Linked DNA regions of Homo sapiens: region 1 is linked to region 2. A link is a loop called in an ENCODE intact Hi-C map of the cell type or tissue named here. Cell type or tissue: HepG2. All regions are shown on one strand. Links, peaks and the distances in the headings refer to the core of each region. The heading gives the core; the rest is flanking DNA. Region 1 holds the start of ACBD7 (acyl-CoA binding domain containing 7). Region 2 has its middle 31 kb from the start of MEIG1.

The links. Hi-C counts contacts between places; a loop is a spot of excess contacts. Peaks named below come from ENCODE experiments on the same cell type or tissue, not always from the same donor. Only the 100,000 strongest peaks of a DNase experiment are listed, where the experiment ranks them.
Region 1: it touches region 2 in a loop (5-fold over the local background); 4 of 110 quality-filtered maps call a loop at or near these places.

The regions. Positions count from the first base shown.
Region 1 is chr10:15,081,081-15,090,618 of GRCh38, reverse strand. ACBD7 (acyl-CoA binding domain containing 7) reads left to right here and starts at 1,843. Exons shown (of 4, transcript NM_001039844.3): 1 at 1,843-1,902. The coding sequence starts at 1,891. ACBD7-DCLRE1CP1 (ACBD7-DCLRE1CP1 readthrough) reads left to right here and starts at 1,843. Exons shown (of 8, transcript NR_144471.1): 1 at 1,843-1,902. RefSeq lists a silencer at 1,669-2,058 and enhancers at 6,118-6,640, 6,641-7,164. In HepG2, for the core only: no CTCF peak of the experiment used is centred there; a DNase peak (open chromatin) is centred at 5,918; H3K4me3 peaks cover 1,967 bases.
Region 2 is chr10:14,985,512-14,995,049 of GRCh38, reverse strand. It overlaps a transcript of MEIG1 not described here and the pseudogene OR7E110P. Among named protein-coding and RNA genes, the nearest start is that of MEIG1, 31 kb to the right of the region's middle. RefSeq lists enhancers at 2,332-2,862, 2,863-3,394. In HepG2, for the core only: a CTCF peak has its summit at 3,475 (motif pointing right); a DNase peak (open chromatin) is centred at 3,469; H3K4me3 peaks cover 301 bases.

The sequences.
Region 1 (9,538 bases), core at 4,974-7,473, 93 kb before region 2:
ACTCAGTGCAGTATTTCCTGCTGAAACACCACAGACCGGGTTCTGCCCGCAGCCAGGACTAGGCTAACAGAGAAAGGCCTGGCTGTGCTGAAGCTGCCATGAGCCTCAGTACCCCCACGGGACCTTTCCCATCATCTAGGACTTCAAACACAAACAACTGCCCAGTAGGTTTTTCTAACATTTTGCTTTTGGTCCTTCACTTGGAAATGCACTGATTTCACCAGGAAAATATTTGTGAGGAGAAAAAAAAAGATTTTCATGAAAACGCAAATATTTTAAAAATGTAGCTTTATGCAAAAGCAAGCTGAAAGGTTTCTTGTTGCATTGTTGTACGTTGAAGCTCAGTCACTTTGCTGACATTGAGTTTCTTTTTTCTCCCAGTCACCCTTCTCCACCAATGCTACTATTTATGCGAAGTGTCGGAAATTAGCTTCTCATGTGACCACCCAATTCGGTTCCAGTCCTTTGGAAATGTAATCCTATTCGGTGTGTCTGCAGACTTGGAGTGACATTGGGTTTGTTCCCCTAGAAAACTGAGTCAAATTGAATAGGCGTTTAGTCCTGTGCCTTTACCATAATTAAAAACAAGTTAAGCTGATTATAGCATGTGTCCAGAATTTAGGTGGTTTTGCTTTATAAAGAGAAGAGGTGCAAACCACAGGCCACTTTCTCTCATGATAAACAGCGCCTGGAGGCAGCGTGGAGGAGACACATCCATCATCCACGTTTCTAGGAATAATGGACATGAGAGAAGTATGTATAAAGAAGGAATCCTGTGCTTCGGGAAGCCGAGGTGGGAGGATCGCTTGAGGTCAGGAGTTCGAGACCAGCCTGGGCAACCTAGTGAGACGCCCCCCCCACCACCTCTCTTAAAAAAAAAAAAAACACATATATATATATTTTTTAATTTGCACTTTTAATTTATAAAATTTTTAATTTTTAACATTTTAAATATATATAAATTTATATATAATTTTTAGAGAAAAAATATATAATATATATATACCTAGGAAGACCCCAACCTCTGAAAAAAATTTATATATATAAATTTTTAATTTATAAAATTTTAAATACATATTTACTTATTCTTTTTTTTTTTTGAGACGGAGTTTCACACTTGTTGCCCAGGCTGGAGTGCAATGGTGCAATCTTGGCTCACCACAGCCTCCACCTCCCGGGTTCAAGCGATTCTCCTGCCTCAGCCTCCCGAGTAACTGGGATTACAGGTATGCGCCACCACACCCGGCTAATTTTGTATTTTTAGTAGAGACAGGGTTTCTCCATGTTGGTCAGGCTGGTCTCGAACTCCCGACCTCAGGTGATCTGCCGGCCTCAGCCTCCCAAAGTGTTGGGATTACAGGCGTGAGGCACCGCGCCCGGCCAATACATATTTACATGTATAAATTTTTTTAAATTGAAAAAATTACATATGTATTTTAAGAGAGTTGGGGCGGGTCTCTCTAGATAAATATATATCTCTCTCTCTATATATATATATATTTTTTCTCTCTCTCTCTCTCTCTCTGTCTCTCTCCTTCTTTCTTTCTTTCGAAGGCATTCCAGGGGAGGCCTGTGCCCTACGGAGACCTCTCTGGGTTTCCTGCAAAGAACCGCTTGAGAAAGAATAGAAGAGAGAGCCAAGAGCGGAGAGAAACTCATTTAAATTCTCCTGTCTTCGCCTTTCCATTTGCAGCCTGGGGAACCCGGCGTGCAGTACCGCTCACCGCCCAGCCTCGCCCCCGCGCCCGCGACCAATGGGAGGCGGCCGGGCCGGGAGCGCGGCCAATGGCAGCGGCCGGAGGAGACGCGGCCGTTTAAGAAGCGGTGGGTGCGAGAGGGGGCAGAGCACCGGACGACAACAGCAGCAGCAACAACGCGGCAGCCGCCACCATGGCCCTGCAGGTACCCGGGGCGCGGGGAGGCCACGCGGGAGGGGCGCTCCGCGAGGGGAGTGCTTAAGTGGGGCTCCGGGTGGGCTTGGCGCCCCTGGGAGCGGTCGGCGGTGACCCGGGGGACACGCCCACTCCTTCCCCAGCGCCCCAGATGGCAGTGTAGACCGCACCTGTGCCTGCTGACGGCGAGCCAGGGCTCCCAGGGCAACCCTTCCGGACCCCAGGGGCCGGGTGAGCGGAAAAGCAGGCAAGGCAGGAGCGCCGGGGAGCACGGAGCGGGCCTCCTCCTCTCCGTCTCCGAGAGGGAGTCGAGATCCCCCGCTCCCGCCCCTTCGCTCGTTGGGACCTCCAGGACCTCTCTTAGTGTCATACTGAGCAGAAGAGATCTGTGAGGCTCCAATTTAAAAATACTGTTTTATAGGTATGTGAAAAAAATTGTTAAGGGTGGAAAACTTTGGAAAAGACAACAAATATAAAGTAATAATTACTGATAATAATCCAATGATAATTCCTTCACCCAGGTGATAATCACTGCTACATGCTAGGGTAATTCCTAGTATGTCCTAGTATGTTATTTTCCATGTGTGTATGTGTGTGGCATATATCTACACACATACCTATGATGTTATTGTGTATATAGTTTTATTCCTACACGTAAAACAGTAATATGAGCATTTTCTCATTATTAAATATTCTAAAATGTAATTTTATTTTTCTTTTTTGAGACAGAGTCTCATTCTGTTGCCCAGGTTGAGGCGCAGTTGGTGCGATCTCTGCTCACTGCAACCTCTGCTCACTGCAACCTCCACCTCCCAGGTGTAAGCGATTCTCATGTCTCAGCCTCCGCAGTAGCTGGGGTTACAGGTGCACGCCACCACGCCCGGCTGATTTTTGTAATTTTTTTTTTTTTTTTTTAAGATGGAGTCTCATTCTGTCACCCAGGCTGTTTGAGATGGAGTCTCACTCTGTCACCCAGGCTGGAGTGCAGTGGTGCAATCTCAGCTCACCGCAACCTCCGCCTCCCAAGTTCAAGTGATTCTCCTATCTCAGCCTCCCAAATAGCTGGGATTATAGGCGTGCGCCGCCACTCCTGGCTATTTTTCTCTATTTTTAGTGGAGATGGGGTTTCGCTGTGTTGGCCAGACTGGTCTCCAACTCCTGACCTCAAGTGATCCACCCGCCTTGGACACCCAAAGTGCTGGGATTTCAGGCGTGAGCCACCACGCCCGGCCTCTAAAATGTAATCTTTTACATGCACAAAATTTCATAGAACGTGGCTCACTTCTTTAACCATTTCAGTCAGGCAAGACGTTATCCTGCGTAAAGTTGTAATACATACTTCAGGGCCATCTGGGTTCAAATGTGTGCCTCACTTCTACTTAGCCTGTGACATAGTTAACCTCTCCGTGCCTCAGTTTCTTTATCTAAAAATGCAGGAGAGATACATTAAATGAGTTATATGTATAAAGCATTTAAAACAATGTTTGGCATGTGGTAGAAGTCCAATAAGGATAAGCTTGTGGTGGAACATTTAGTTTGTTTGTTTTGAGACAGGGTCTCACTCTGTCACCCAGGCTGGAGTGCAATGGCATGATCTCAGCTCACTGCAGCCTTGACCTCCTGGGCTCAAGTGATCCTGCCACTTCAGCCTCCCAAGTAGCTTGGACCACAGGCACCTGCCACCACACCTGGCTATTTTTTTTTTTTTTTTTTGAGATGGAGTTTCACTCTTGTTGCCCAGGCTGGAGTGCAATGGCGCAATCTTGGCTCACCGCAACCTCCACCTTCTGGGTTCAACCGATTCTCCTGCCTCAGCCTCCTGAGTAGCTGGGATTACAGGCATGTGCCACCACACCCAATTAATTTTGTATTTTTAGTAGAGATGGAGTTTCTCCATGTTGGTCAGGGTGGTCTCAAACTCCTGACCTCAGGTGATCTGCCCGCCTCAGCCTCCCAAAGTGCTTGGATTACAGGTGTGAGCCACCATGCCAGGCTTTCCTTTTTTGTATCTTTTGTAGACATTTGGTTTTGCTGTGTTGCCCAGGCTGATCTCCAACTCCTGAGCTCAAGCGATCCACCCGCCTTGGCCTCCCAAAGTGCTGGGATTACAGGCATGAGCCACCTTGCCTGGCTCAAATATTCTTGTGCGTGACTTATGTGTTTATACTGAACTCTCTCCAAAATGATCAAAATGTTCTTTCTAAAATTTCCTGAAAGATCTGAAAGTTTCCTTTTTAGCTTAGTACTTTGGTTTTCTGTTGTTGTTTGCTTTTAAAATACTTGCAACGAGGAATTAAGAGTTGAGGAACATCACAGAAAAGCAGTATGCTAAGAAGTATTAACATCGACCCATGATATTATCTACTAATAATGCATTTGCGTGTCAACAATATTGGGGGAAGGTAACTTTTTTTTTTTTTGAGATGGTGTCTTGCTCTGTTGCCCAGGCTGGAGTGCAATGGCGTGATCTTGACTCACTGCAACCTCCACCTCCCAGATTCAAGCAATTCTCCTGCCTTAGCCTCCTAGTAGCTGGAATTACAGGTGCCTGCCACCACGGCCGGCTAATTTTTGTATTTTTAGTAGAGACAGGGTTTCACCATGTTGGCCAGGCTGGTCTTGAACTCCTGACCTCAAGTGATCTGCCTGCCTCAGCCTCCCAAAGTGCTGGGATTACAGATGTGAGCTACCACGCCCAGCTGAAAGTAACTTTTAAAAATGACAACTAATAACTGGCTGACATATTGAAATCTCTTCTGTCTTTATTACCTCACTGGCATGTGCGGGGATCATATTGGTACTAGTGTTCTGCCAAGATGCTCACTGAGTGGAAATGAGAGGAAAGGTGACTAGTTCAGGGTCCCCAGTCTTCTATTTATTTACACAAGAATAAGTATACTGGCAGACTGTCATTGGAGTAGCAAAACAAATGGAATTTCTAATTCGGCTATAGCCTCCTGATTTTATCTGAAAATTACAATATGTTTCCATCCTCACCAAAGCATTTAGGAGAGCTGATGTTTATCCTAAATGGACAAATTTCTTTCCTAGATGATGAAGCTAAAAAACAGACTTCTTCCTCTAGAATATGTATCTTTTCAAGTCTAGGGTACTGATGATTTTAACAACTGGCAAAAAAAGACTAACCTCTTCCCCCAGCCCACATTTGTGTGACCTAAGAACCCTGCAGTTCCTTGAGTGTGAGAATTTTTTATCTTCTTAATTGGGTTGCTCAATGGGAAAGAATTGCTCAAGAAGACCTTGCCAACCCCCTATGTGGGATGACCATGTTCATTGCAGAAAGTAAAGTCAGGTGAGGTGAGAGCCACCCTCGGAGGCTGTCTTCAGCGGGGCTGAAATGTGAAAGGTAATTTACACAGCAGCCCGCCTAGTCAGCACGGAAGGATGCACCCAGGATGTACCCAGTGTGAGTGATGCTGGCGTAACTTCTACGCCAAAGGTGGGGTGAGGGAGCCTAGTGTCAAAAGTTGAACAGGAGAGAGTCCAGGGAGGGGCTGTAGTAGCCTTAAGGCAGTTTGTCTTGCAGAATCCCAAGCTCGGGTGACCGGGAGATAATGCACAAAACATTCAACCAGGATGCCGAGGACCCCTCGCTCAGGAGAAATCAGCTCAGCATTGGCTGCAGTTCCTGCCAAAGGCAGCAAGCCCAGCTCTGCAACAGGATACTGCAAAACTGTGATGCCTTTCTCTCAGGATGAGGCAGGAGAATAGGGTCTGGAGGCAGGGAACCTAAGGCCGATTCACACTGACTTTGTAGAACTAAATCAAAACCCCAACTTTCCACACCTATGTAATAAAAGGACCGGAGGCTACTCCCTTTGCAACCTCCTCCCCACTTTCTGTGTGGCAGATGGAAAATTGAAAGTATCTCTGACTGGTTGCTTTCTGCAACCAATCAGACATTTGCACAGGAATGTACCTTTGTAACTTCATTTCAGCCTCTGATTGGTTGCTTTCCCCAACCAGTCAGACTGATCGTGAGCCAAGTCTTTATTTGCATAGAAGTGTAACTTTGTAACTTCAGCCTCTGATTGCAGGCCGCTACTTCATTTACATAGGATGCACACCAAGTAACCAATGGGAAGCCTCTGGAGGGCGTTTAAGCACAGAAAATTCTGTAACAGGGATCTTGAGTCCCTGTGCTCGGCCTGCTCCCACCCTGTGGAATGTACTTTCGCTTTCAGTAAATCTCGGCTTTTGTTGCTTCATTGTTTCCTTGCTTTGTTTGTGCATTTTGTCCAATTTTTTGTTCAAAATGCCAAGAACTTGGGCACCCTCCACTGGTAACAAGAATGCTTTGGAATTCAATGTCCATGGCTCTATATTTAAAGCTGCATCTCACCTATGATAACTTTCTGATCCCCCTAAAGTCTGCTCGCTCGTTAACCATCCAACAAGGATGTACTTAATAGACTCAGACCAGGCTCACGCCACCCACCAGCAGTCCGTGAGGCCCCGTGGGTGCTGCCAAGGTGATTATTGATTGATTGTTTATTTATTGATTTGTGAGTATTTATGCAACCCCACATAGCCTTTATGTTGAGCTCTAGTAAGTTCTGTCCACACCGCTGGGAGCAGCTTTCCCTGCCCCTCTGCAGCCAACAATCGCAGACCCGATCCCATCTCATCTCAGGGATGGCTTTTTCCGTTCCGTACCTTCCCGTCTGTGCTACCTCCTGTGTTCCCAGAGCAACTGCTGCACCTTATTTGCAGCAAGTCCCCTGTGGTCACCGTTGCCCTGTTCATCTCCCACCAGGCTATGAGCGCCTTCAAGCACGCTGCCTTGTGCATGCCCATCTGCCTGGCAAAGGCCTGGCCTGTCGGAGGTGTTCAGTAAGTAGGTTTGTTAATTAGTATGAGCTGTGAGATGAACTCTGGGAGGGCAGACTCCATAGGATCAAATCAAGAATATTTTACATTCTTGGCCGGGCATCGTGGCTCACGCCTGTAATCCCAGCACTTTGGGAAGCAGAGGTAGGCAGGTCACTTGAGTTCAGGAGTTCAAGACCAGCTTGGCCAACATGGCAAAACCCTATCTTTATTAAAAATACAAAAAAATTAGCCAGGCGTGGTGGTGCATGCCTGTAATCCTAGCTACTTGGGAGGCTGAGGTGGGAGGATCGCTTGAACCAGGAGGTGGAGGTTGCAGTGAGCCGTGATTGTGCCGCTGTACTCTAGCTTGGACAACAGAGCGAGACTGTCTCAAAAAGAAAATTATATTCTTAATCATCCTTAACCCTAGCACAAAAAGAGGCTGATATTCTCTTTTTGTGGCCGAAGCTGCATCTTAGAGGAGCTTTGTTTGTTGCATCGAGTCCCAGGGCAGTGTGTCTCAAAGCTGGAAGTCAAACCTGAGTATCCTGGCCAAGGCCAATGTTGTTTGTACTCCAGCTCATCATGGCTGGGATGGGAAAGGCCTCCTGCAGGAAGGTGCATCAGAACAGCCCCTTAAGGCAGGAATGTATTGCACTGAGGTGCCAGAACCAGACAGGCTAGACAGAGAGAATGATGCTGGCCCCTGCTCTAGAACTGAGTTCCCTACCTAGGGAGGGAGAAAGAGCGGGGACCCCTGAAATGGCATGGGAAACTGTGTGAGGGCATAGCTCTTCTGTGCAGAGGGGTCCAGGACTTTCATTAGATCTTTTTTTCTTTTCTTTTTTCTTTTTTTTGAGACGGAGTCTTGCTCTGTCACCCAGGCTGGAGTGCAGTGGCAGGATCTTGGCTCACTGCAACCTCTGCTCCTGGGTTCAAACTATTTTCCTGCCTCAGTCTCCTGAGTAGCTGGGATCACAGGTGTGAGGCACCGTGCCCAGCTAATTTTTTGTATTTTTAGTAGAGACGGTGTTTCACCATTTTGGCCAGGCTGGTCTCGAACTCTTGACCTTAAGTGAGCCACCTCCCTCAGCCTCCCAAAATGCTGGGATTACAGACGTGAGCCACTGCACCCAGCCCTCATATGGGTTTTCAAGAAGGCTTAGAATTCTAATTAAGGCTTGGCACCTCAAAAGGAGTCGAGTTGCTGTCACTGGAAAATAATATGAGACTTTACAGCAAGCAGAACACCTGAGATGGCCTATAAACCTACAGAGGAAGGTCCTACACCCCTTCTGCATAGCCTTGCCCTCAAGCAGCTCAGCCACTCATGTAGCATTTCAATTTTGTTCTTATTATAAACACAATCCATGCACATTATAGAAGATTTGGAGAGTACAAAAATATTTTAAAACTACATAACTTGCCAGTAATCAGAGGCAATTACTGTTTACATATCTTTAGTATACATCTTTCTAGTTTTTATTTTTTCTATACTACTTACAAAGCTGAGTGTATAAAAAGAATTTGTGTTCTTTGCTAAACCATAAACTAAAAGTATTTCTTATGTCTTGCTTTATTGCAAGTACCTTTTTTTTTTTTTTTTTTTTGAGATAGTCTTGCTCTGTTGCCCAGGCTGGAGTGTAGTGGCATGATCTCGGCTCACTGCAACCTCTACCTCCAGGGTTCAAGCGATTCTCCTGCCTCAGCCTCCCGAGTAGCTGGGATTACAGGCATGTGCCACTATGCCCAGCTAATTTTGTATTTTCAGTAGAGACGGGTTTCTCCATGTTGGTCAGGCTGGTCTCAAACTCCCAACCTTAGGTGATCCACCTGCCTTGGCCTCCCAAAGTGCTGGGATTACAGGTGTGAGCCACTGCGCCCAGCCTGGTCACACAGCTCTTAAGAGATGGAGTTGAGATTCCAATCAAGGCAGTCTGGCTCCAGAGCCATGTTCTTAACCATGGCATTATGTATAAAGCAGCCAAGAGTTTCTTAGGAAGACACTCAGAAGACAAGGCACCCCTTGTTCCATGCCCCGTGCTTCTCAGTCCCCTGTGGGAACTGGGTAGGAGGATGGGCCACGTTCAAGGTTATTTAGGCTGAAGACCCTGATCTCCAACTTACAGGTGATTGTGCTCTTCACAAAACAACTGTTCTGGTTGTGCTACTGTTCGTGGACCAAGCTGAGAGCCCGGCTGCTTACTCTCTCAGCTCAATAACGAGATGCAGATAAACTGGGAGAGAAGAGATTTGATTTCTGTAGCTGGGTGCAAGGAGAAGGACTGCAAATTATTGCGAAGCCAACTCAAAATTACAGAGTTTTCCAGAGCTTATATGCCTGCTAAGTTATATGTCTGCATGTAAGTGTGCGTTCATCTAAAACCTTAAGTGATGAACTTCTTCTAATATATAACTAAGGGCTGAGATCTGAAGACCTTCCTCTGGAGCCTCAGTAAATTTACTTAATCTGGATGGGTCCAGGTGCTGCAGTGATTACCCTTATCTTATTTCCTGCTAAATCATGGAGGGTTGGGGAGTTCCTTCAGACCCCAATAAAACTTGTTTAATCCTAAATGGGTCCTGTTAAGAATTCCTTCATTATCTTGTCATGCCTCAAGCCCCAGGAAGGGCCTGGGCAAAACTCTTGGTGGGCTTTTGTTACCTTGGAGTCTTCGTATGAGGGCACTTGCTCTTTCTGCTTTTAGTATTTAACGTTAACCACTCAGTCAGTGCTGAAACGGTTGTTATGGAGGCCTGCCTGTTTAGCCATTAGGGAAACCTGGCCTGCCACAGTACTGCCTGTCTTTGGG
Region 2 (9,538 bases), core at 2,452-4,951:
TTAATCATGTATTGTTATCGTTAGTATAACTATTTAATATTAGTTATGATTATTATCGGTATTGATTTTAAAAATTATATTATGGGTTTTTAATATTGATAATTATCAGTGTCAATTAATAATTGAGATTATTAATTGCGGTAAGTCGCATTGCTTCATTGCACCCCTCCCTCGGCAGCTCGTTTAGGACCCTAAACGGGGACACAAATGCCCCTGAGAGAGCAGCGGTAGACTGGGATAGATGAGGATGGTCACGTGGTGGAGAGGCGTGTTTTTGGGTACCAGCCCTTCACCTGCGTCGACCTTCTCAACTGGAAAAACAATACACCGCCCTCTACCCAAAAGCCACAAGCCCTAATTGATTTGCTCCAAGCTGTTATCCAGACCCAAAACCACACCTGGGCTGATTGGCACCAGTTGCTCATGTTCCTCTTTAACAGCGAAGAAAGGCGGAGAGTCCTCCAAGCAGCAACTAAGTGGCTAGAGGAACATGCACCAGCTGATTATCAAAATCCCCAAGAGTATGGAAGGACCCAGTTGCCAGGAACCGACCCCCAGTTGGACCCACATGGAAGAGAGGATATGCAAAGGCTAAACCGACACAAGGAAGCTCTCTTGGAAGGATTAATGAGGGGAGCTCAGAAGGCCACAAACGTTAACAAGCTCTCTGAGGTCATTCAGGGAAAAGAAGAAAGTCCAGCACAATTCTACGAGAGACTGTGGGAGGCCTATCGTAGGTATACTCCCTTTGATCCCGATAGCCCTGAAATCAGCGCGTGATTCACATGGCTTTAGTCCGTCAAAGTGCAGAAGACATGAAAAGAAAACTAGACAAACAGGCTGGGCTTGAAGGGATGAATCCATCCCAATTACTAGAAATATCTAGCCAGGTGTTTGTAAACAGGGATGCAGTAAGCCGTAAGGAAAACGGCAAAGAGAATGGAGGTCAGGCCCGGCGACACGCCTACCTGTTTGTCAGCTGCAGCAATCAGAGGGGCCCCCGCAAAGAGGCAAGGGAAGGGGGGCCCTGGGAAAGAAACTCAGCTTGGCTGTCAGAGTTTGCAGCGTAACCAGTGTGCTCATTGTAAAGAAATAGGACAGTGGAAGAAAAAATGCCCTGAGCTCAAAAGAAAACAAGGTGACTCAGAGCAGGAGGCCCCGGAAAAGGAGGAAGGGGCCCTGCTCAACCTGGCAGAAGGGTTATTGGACTGAGGGAGACCGGGCTCAAGCGTCCCCAAAGAGCCTCTGGTCAGAATGACAATCGGGGGTGGAGACATTGACTTTCTTGTAGATAGCGGTGCTGAACATTCGCTAGTAACTGCCCCGGTCGCCCCCTTATCCAAAAAGACTGTTGACGTCATCGGAGCCACGGGGGTTTCCGCAAAGCAAGCTTTCTGCTCGCCTCGGACTTGTACTGTAGGAGGACATAAAGTCATTCATCAGTTTTGGTACATGCCTGACTGTCCCTTGACCTTTTCGCGAAGGGACTTGCTCAGCAAGCTGAGAACCACTATCTGTTTGACAGAGCATGGCTCTTCGTTGCTAAGATTACCCAGAACGGGAGTCATTATGACCCTTATGGTCCCCCAAGAGGAGGAATGGAGACTTTTCTGAACGGAGCCGAGCCAAGAGAGAAGACCAGCACTGGCTAAGCGGTGGCCAAGAGTACGGGCAGAAGACAACCCTCCGGGATTTGCCAGTTAATACTGGGGCCCAGCCGGTGAGGCAAAAACAGGAGCCGGTCCCCAGAGAAGCCCTTCAAGGTATCCAGGTCCGTCTCAAGCACCTAAGAACTTTTGGAATGATTGTTCCTTGTCAGTCTCCATGGAACACTCCCCTCCTGCCTGTTCCCAAGCCACGGACCAAGGACTACCAGCTGGTACAGGATTTGCGCTTGCTTCATCAAGCTACACTGACTTTCCATCCAACAGTACCTAACCCGTCCACATTGTTGGGGTTGCCGCCAGCTGAGGACAGCTGGTTCACCTGCTTGGACCTGAAAGACGTTTTCTTTGCTATCAGATTAGCCCCTGAGAGGCAGAAGCTGTTTGCCTTTCAGTGGGCAGATCCGGAGTCAGGTGTCACTACTCAGTACACTTGGACCGGTCTCCCCCATGAGTTCAAGAACTTCCCCACCATCCTCGGGGACGCGTGGGCTCGAGACCTCCAGAAGTTTCCCAGCAGAGACCTAGGCTGCGTGTTGCTCCAGTAGGTTGATGACCTTCTGCTGGGACACCCCACGGCAGTCGGGTGTGCCAAGGGAATAGATGCCCTACACCGGCACCTGGAGGACTGTGGGTAAAAGGTGTCCAAGAAGAAAGCTCAGATCTGCCGACAGCAGGTAGGTTACTTGGGATTGACTATCCGACAGGGGTCGGAACGCAACCTGGGATCAGAAAGAAAGCAGATCATTTGCCATCTAGCGGAGCCTAAGGGCAGAAGGTAGGTAAGAGAATTCTTAGGAGCTGTGGGCTTTTGTAGACTGTGGATCCCAAAGTTTGCAGAATTAGCCAGCCTTTGTATGAGGTTACCAAGGGGGCGGGGACCGGGAACTTTTGGAATGCGGATCCCAACAACAGCAAGTCTTTCATGAGTTAAAGGAAAAACTTCTGGCTGCCCCAGCCCTGGGGCTACCCGATCTGACAAAGCCTTTTCCATTGTATGCATCAGAGAGAGAAAAGATGGCAGCTGGACTTTGATCCTAAACTGTGGGTCCCTGGCCGAGGCCGGTGGCCTACCTCTCTCAACAACTAGACGGGGTTTCTAAAGGATGGCCCCCCTGTTGGAAGGCCTTGGCAGCAACTGCCCTGCCAGTACAAGAAGCAAATAAGCTGACTCTTGGGCAAAACTTGAACATAAAGGCCTCCCGTGCTGTGGTGACTTTAATGAACACTAAAGGACATCATTGGCTAACGAAAGCCAGACTCACCAAGGACGAAACTTTGCTCTGTGAAAGTCCCCATATAACCATTGAAGTTTGTAACACCCTACACCCCGCCACCTTGCTGCAGGTATCAGAGAGCCCTGTCGAGCCTGATTGTGTAGAAGTGTTGGACTCAATTGACTCTAGCAGACCTGACTTCCGGGACCAGCCTTGGGCATCAGTAGACTGGGAACGATATGTGGATGGGAGCAGCTTCTTCAACCCCCAAGGAGAGAGAGGTGCAGGGTATGCAGTGATAACCCTGGGCACTGTTGTTGAAGCCAGATCATTGCCCCAGGCCACTTCAGCCCAGAAAGCTGAACTCATTGCTTTCATTCGGGCCTTAGAACTCAGTGAGGGTGAGACTGTCAACATTTACACTGATTCTCGGTATGTCTTTTTAACCCTTCAAGTGCATGTAGCGTGATAGAAAGAAAAGGGCCTATTGAACTCTGGGGGAAAAGACAGAAAATATCAACAAGAAATCTTCCAATGATTAGAAGCAGTATGGAGACCCCACAAGGTGGCAGTTAAGCATTGCAGAGGACACCAGCGAGCTTCCACCTTGCTGGGTTTGGGGAATTCCGGCGCTGACTCAGAGGCTCGAAAAGCAGCATCTGCCCCCTTCTGGGCATCAGTGCTCCCTCAAGCACCTGATCTTGGACCTGCTTCTTCTAAAGAAGAAAAGGACTGTCTCCAGGTAGAGGGAAGGACAAGTGATGGAGGAAGGATGGATTCGGTTACCACATGGGAGAGAAGCTGTGCCACAGCTGCTAGGAGCTGCAGTTGTACTGGCTGTGCAAGAAACCACCCATCGAGGTCAGGAGTCACTGGAAAAGTTGTTAGGCCGGTATTTCTACATCTCGCCTTTGTCAGCCCTTGCCAAAACTGTGAGGCAGCGGTGTGTTACCTGCCGACAGCATGATGCGGGGCAAGGTGCAGCCGTTCCGCCCGGCATACGAGCTTATGGAGCAGCCCCCTTTGAAGGTCTCCAGGTGGACTTCACAGAGACGCCCAAGTGTGGAGGTAACAAGTATGTACTAGTTCTTGGGCGTACCTGCTCTGGGTGGGTGGAGGCCTATCCAACATGAACTGAGAAAGCTCATGAAGTAACCCCTGTGCTTCTTCGAGATGTGATTCCTAGATTTCGACCGCCCTTACGGATCGGCTCAGACAACGGGCCTGTGTTTTTGGCTGCCTTGGTACAGAAGACGGCAAAGGTATTGGGGATCACATGGAAACTGCATGCCGCCTACCGGCCTCAGAGTTCCGGAAAGGTGGAGCGGATGAATCGGACTTTCAAAAACAGTACTATTGTCTTTCCCGCTGGATATGTAAAACAACACCACAAGGGGCGTCAAACCACCTGCTAAATTTGAGGGAATATTATCCTCTGCCCCCCTCCCCCGGCCCCGGACATTAGAGACAATAACACAGGGGTGATGTACACCCACTGCTTTATTGGGAGTAATATCATCCTCTCCCTTCTTGGATATTAGGAACAATATCACACTGTGCGTGTACGCCTGTCGCGAAATTCAATGGAATGTCATCCTGCGCCTGCCTGGATATGACGAACAATATCACGGGGGATGTACAACTTCTGAGATACTGGGAGTGATACCACCCTCTCCCCTCTGGAAGTTAGGGACAATATCACAGGGGTAGTGTACAGCCTCTGGGATGTTGGGACTAATATCATCCTCCCGCCCACTGGATATTAAAAACCATATCACAAGGGGCGTGTACACACACTTCGATATTGGTATGAATACCATCCTCTCCCTCTTTGGATATTCGGTGCCATATTTCAGGTGGGGTATACACCACCTACAATATTGGCAGTAATATGATTTTCTCCCCCCCCTGGATATCAGAAACAATATCACAGGGGGTTGTGAACAATCCCTGCGATATTTGGAGTAATATCATCGTCTCCCCTCATGATTATTAAGAACAACATCGTAGGGGTGGGGGATGTACACCCCCTTTCATATTTGATATCATCCTCTTCCCCCCTGGATATTAGGAACAATATCAGGAAGGGATGTACAGACTCTGCAACCTTTGCGGTCATAGAATTGTCTGTCCCCTAGATATTAGGAAAAAATGTCACTGGGGATGTGAACAGCCCTGTGATATTGAGAGTAGTATCATCCTGTCCCCCCTTGCATATTGGGAACAACATCACAGGTGGGGTGTACTGCCTCTGTGATATTGGGAGTGAAGTTTTCCTCTCTTCCCCTGGACATTAGGAAGGGTATCAGAGGGGGAGTGTGTACATTCCCTGCGTTATTCAACGTAACCTTATCCCCTCCCTCCCAGGGTATTCAGAACAATATTACAGGAGGGGTGTACACCCTCTGCGATATTGAGAGTCATATCATCCTCTTTCACTCTGGATGTTAGGAACAATATCACAGAGTTGCGTACACCCCCTGCGATATTGGGAGTCATATCATCCTCTCTCCCTGTGGATATTAGGAAGAGTATCACAGAGCTGTGGAAACCCCCTGCGGTACTGGGAGTAATATCATCCTCTCTCCCTCTGAATATAGGAAGATTTTCACAAGGGTGTGTACACCCCCTGCGATATTGGGAGTAAGATCATCCTCTCCACCCAGGAAATGACTAACAAGGTCACGGGGGAGTGTGCTTCCCCTGCGATATTGGCAGTAATGTCATCCTCCCCAAACCTGGATGTTAGCAACGAGATCACAGAGGGGGTGTACACACCCTGCGACATTGGAAGTAATATGATCCTCTCCCCACCTGGATACTGGGAAAGATAGCACAGCGCGGGTATACGTTTCCTACGCTGTTGGGAGTAACATCATTCTTTTCCTTTCTGGATATTAGGAAGAATATCACAGGGGTACTGTACAATTACTTCGATATTGGGAGTAATATCATCCTCTATTTTCCCGGATATTGGGCACAAAAACACAAAAGGTTGTACAACCCCTGTGATATTGAGAGTAATAACATACTCTCCTTCCCTGGATGTTAGAAAACAATATCATCAGGGCTGAACACCCCCCGCGATAATGGGAGTCATGTTTACTCTTTCACAGGCCATTTGGAACAATATCACAGGGGGCGTTTACAAACAGGGGTGGTGTACACCCCCTGTTATATTGGGAGTAACATCATTCTCTCCACCTCCGGATATTAAGAACAATATCCCGGCGGGAGGTGGTACACCCCCAGTGATATTACGAATAATGTCATCCTCTCCTTCCCTGGATATTAGGAACAATATCACAGGGGGGTGTACACCTTCTGTGATATGGGAAGCAATATCATCCTCTCCCCCGCTGGATAATAGAAAAAAAATCACTCACAGTGTACACCCACTGTGATATGAGGAGTAATATCTTCCTAGGGTATTACAAATAATTTCACAGTCTGTACACACATGGTGTACACTCACTGTGATATTAGGAGTAATATCTACCTAGTAGATAACAAATAACATCGCAGGGTGTACACCCACTTTGATATTAGCTGTAATATTTTTCAAAGTTGTTACAAATAAGATCACAGGGTGTACAAACATGGTGTACACTCACTGTGATATCAGGAGTCGTATCTCTGTAATATATTATGAATAATATCACAGGTTGTACGTCCACTGTATTATTAGGAGTAATATCTCTGTAGGATATTACAATTAATATCACAGGGTGTAGAGCCACCGTGATATTAGGAGCAATATCTTTCTAGGATATTACAAATAATATCACAGGGTGTACGCCCACTCTACTGTCAGGAGCAATATCTCCCTAGGATATCAAAAATCCTATCACATGTTGTCCAATCTCTGCCTTCCATGTTCTAAGGGATTCTCCTGCTTCAGCCTCCCGAGTAGCTGGGGTTACCCGCCACCACGCCTGGCTAAATTTTTTTTATTTTCACTCGAAACGGGGTTTCACCACGTTGGCCAGGCTGGTCTGGAACTCGTGATCTCAGGTGATCCATCAGACTCGGCCACCCAAAGTGCTGGGATTACAGTTGTGAGCCATGGTGCTGGGCCAAGAGTTAGAGATTCAATTCATTTGGAAACACAGCTCCCATTTTTAAGTGTGCATGTACTTTTATGAAGAAGTGATGTCAGAAAACCGAAGGATGATAATAAATATGAAAAGTAACAGGTATGTGAAAAGGTGTTCCCATTGAGAACTATAAGGTTCGATTTCGTTTTCAGATAATGGGGTCGTAGCTCTCGTGTCGTCCTTTTACATATTCTACATCAATGGAAGTTGTAGCACGGTGTCAGAATAAAGTAGAGTGTATTTCACGGCTTCTTAATTTCTTTCAATTAGACTGAGATCTTTTTCTGAAAGAGAGAAGGATATTTTCATTGCATTGTGTTTTTTCTGAAAAGAGTAGGCCGTATTTTACGGAGATCACGGATTTGTTATATACGACGTTTTGGTCTTCTGATATTCTTCAGTGGATTTTCTCTAAAGTAGTATGTACAGAAAGCCTCGTATAGCTAAAAAGTAAATCACGTAAAAATTCTGAGATTTTTGGAATTGTCACAACTGAGAAACATTGCTGGTGGTGTATGGTCTGCAAGTGTAAAGATGTTCCTTGTGAATTGCTTGCATCCAACATTAAGGGCTGGTTTTTACCTTTTATTTTCCAATCCTCTTTCCTTCTCAAGGTGTCCAAGACACACAGAGCCACGGAATCTCACAGGTGTCTGAGAATTCCTCCTCCTGGGACTCTCAGAGGATCCAGAACTGCAGCCTGTCCTCGCTTTGCTGTCCCTGTCCCTGTCCCTGTCCTTGTATCTGGTCATGGTTCTGAGGAACCTGCTCAGCATCCTGGCTGTCAGCTCTGACTCCCCCCTCCATACCCCCATGTACTTCTTCCTCTCCAACCTGTGCTGGGCTGACATCGGGTTCACTTCGGCCACGGTTCCCAAGGTGACTGTGGACATGCAGTCGCATAGCAGAGTCATCTCTCATGCGGGCTGCCTGACACAGATGTCTTTCTTGGTCCTTTTTTGCATGTATAGAATGCATGCTCCTGACTGTGATGGCCTATGACGGCTTTGTAGCCATCTGTCTCCCTCTGCACTACCCAGTCATCATGAATCCTCACCTCTGTGTCTTCTTCGTTTTGGTGTCCTTTTTCCTTAGCCTGTTGGATTCCCAGCTGCACGGTTGGATTGTGTGACAATTCACCATCATCAAGAATGTGGAAATCTCTCATTTTGTCTGTGACCCCTCTCAACTTCTCAACTCTGGGAGGCTGAGTCGCTGGGATCACTTGAGTCCAGGAGTTCGAGACCCGCTTGGCCAACATGGTGAAACCCCGTCTCTACGGAAAAAACAAACTATTAGTCAGGCTTGGTGACGCCTGCCTGTAGTCTCAGCTATTCGCAGGGCCGAGGCCCAAGAAGCGCTTGAACTCAGGAGGCGGAGCTTGCAGTGAGCCCGGATTGTGCCTGTGTACTCCAACCTGGGCAACAGAAAGAGACTCCATCATACACCTACATACAAAAGGAATCTGAGTAAGGTGGAAAGTATAAAGGAGGTTAGCAGACGCTACGAAGAAAAGGGATGGGATGGGGAATGAAGACAAGTGGATAATTGGGTCCTGAAATACAGAAAGATGGAATAAGTGAGTTCTAGTGTTTGATAGTACAGTATGAAAATTTTACTTCACAAGAATTTCTTGCACAATTCCAGATGGTTTGGTAAGAAACTTCCTAACTTTCTCATTATGCTGGTTTTTAAGGTCTTCTCTTTCTGCTCTTGAAATCATGCTGGTTTTTTGTTTTTTGTTTTGAGATGGAGTTTCGCTCTTGTTGCCCAGGCTGAAGTGTGATGGTGCAATCTTGGCTCACCAGATCCTCTGCCTCCTGGGTTCAAGCGATTCTTCTGCCTCCACCTCCCGAGTAGCTGGGATTACAGGCATGCGCCAGCACGCCCAGCTAATGTTGTATTTCATGGTTAAAAAATGCTGCAAGATGAAATAAGAATTATATCACAGGGTGAAGACCCACTGTGATATTAGAATTAATACCTCCCTAGGATATAAAATATACTGTCACAGAGTATACACACATGGGGTACACCCACTGTGATATTAGAAGCAATATCTCCCTAAAGTATGATGAAAAATATCACAGGGTGTGCACACTGTGTGATATGAGGAGTAATATTTACCCTGGATATTAAGACTAATATCAAGGGTGTACACACCCGGGGTACACGCACTGTGATATCAGGAGTTGTATCTCCCTAGGATATTATGAATACTATCACAGGGTATACACTATGTGTGTACATCCACTGTGATATTTGAATTAATATCTCTCTAGGGGATTACAAATAATAACAAAGCATGTACACCCCTGTGACATATTAGGAGTAACATCCTCCTAGGGTATTGCAGATCACGTCACAAGGTGTACACCTTCTGTGACATTTTGTACACTCTTTGTGACATTCAAACAAACATCCTCCTAGGCTATTATGAATAATATCACAGGTGGTGTACACACACGATGTACACCGCCTCACCCCGTGTGACATTAGGGAGATCATGCCCCTAGGATATTAGGAATAGTATCACAAGCATTGAATACGTATGACATAC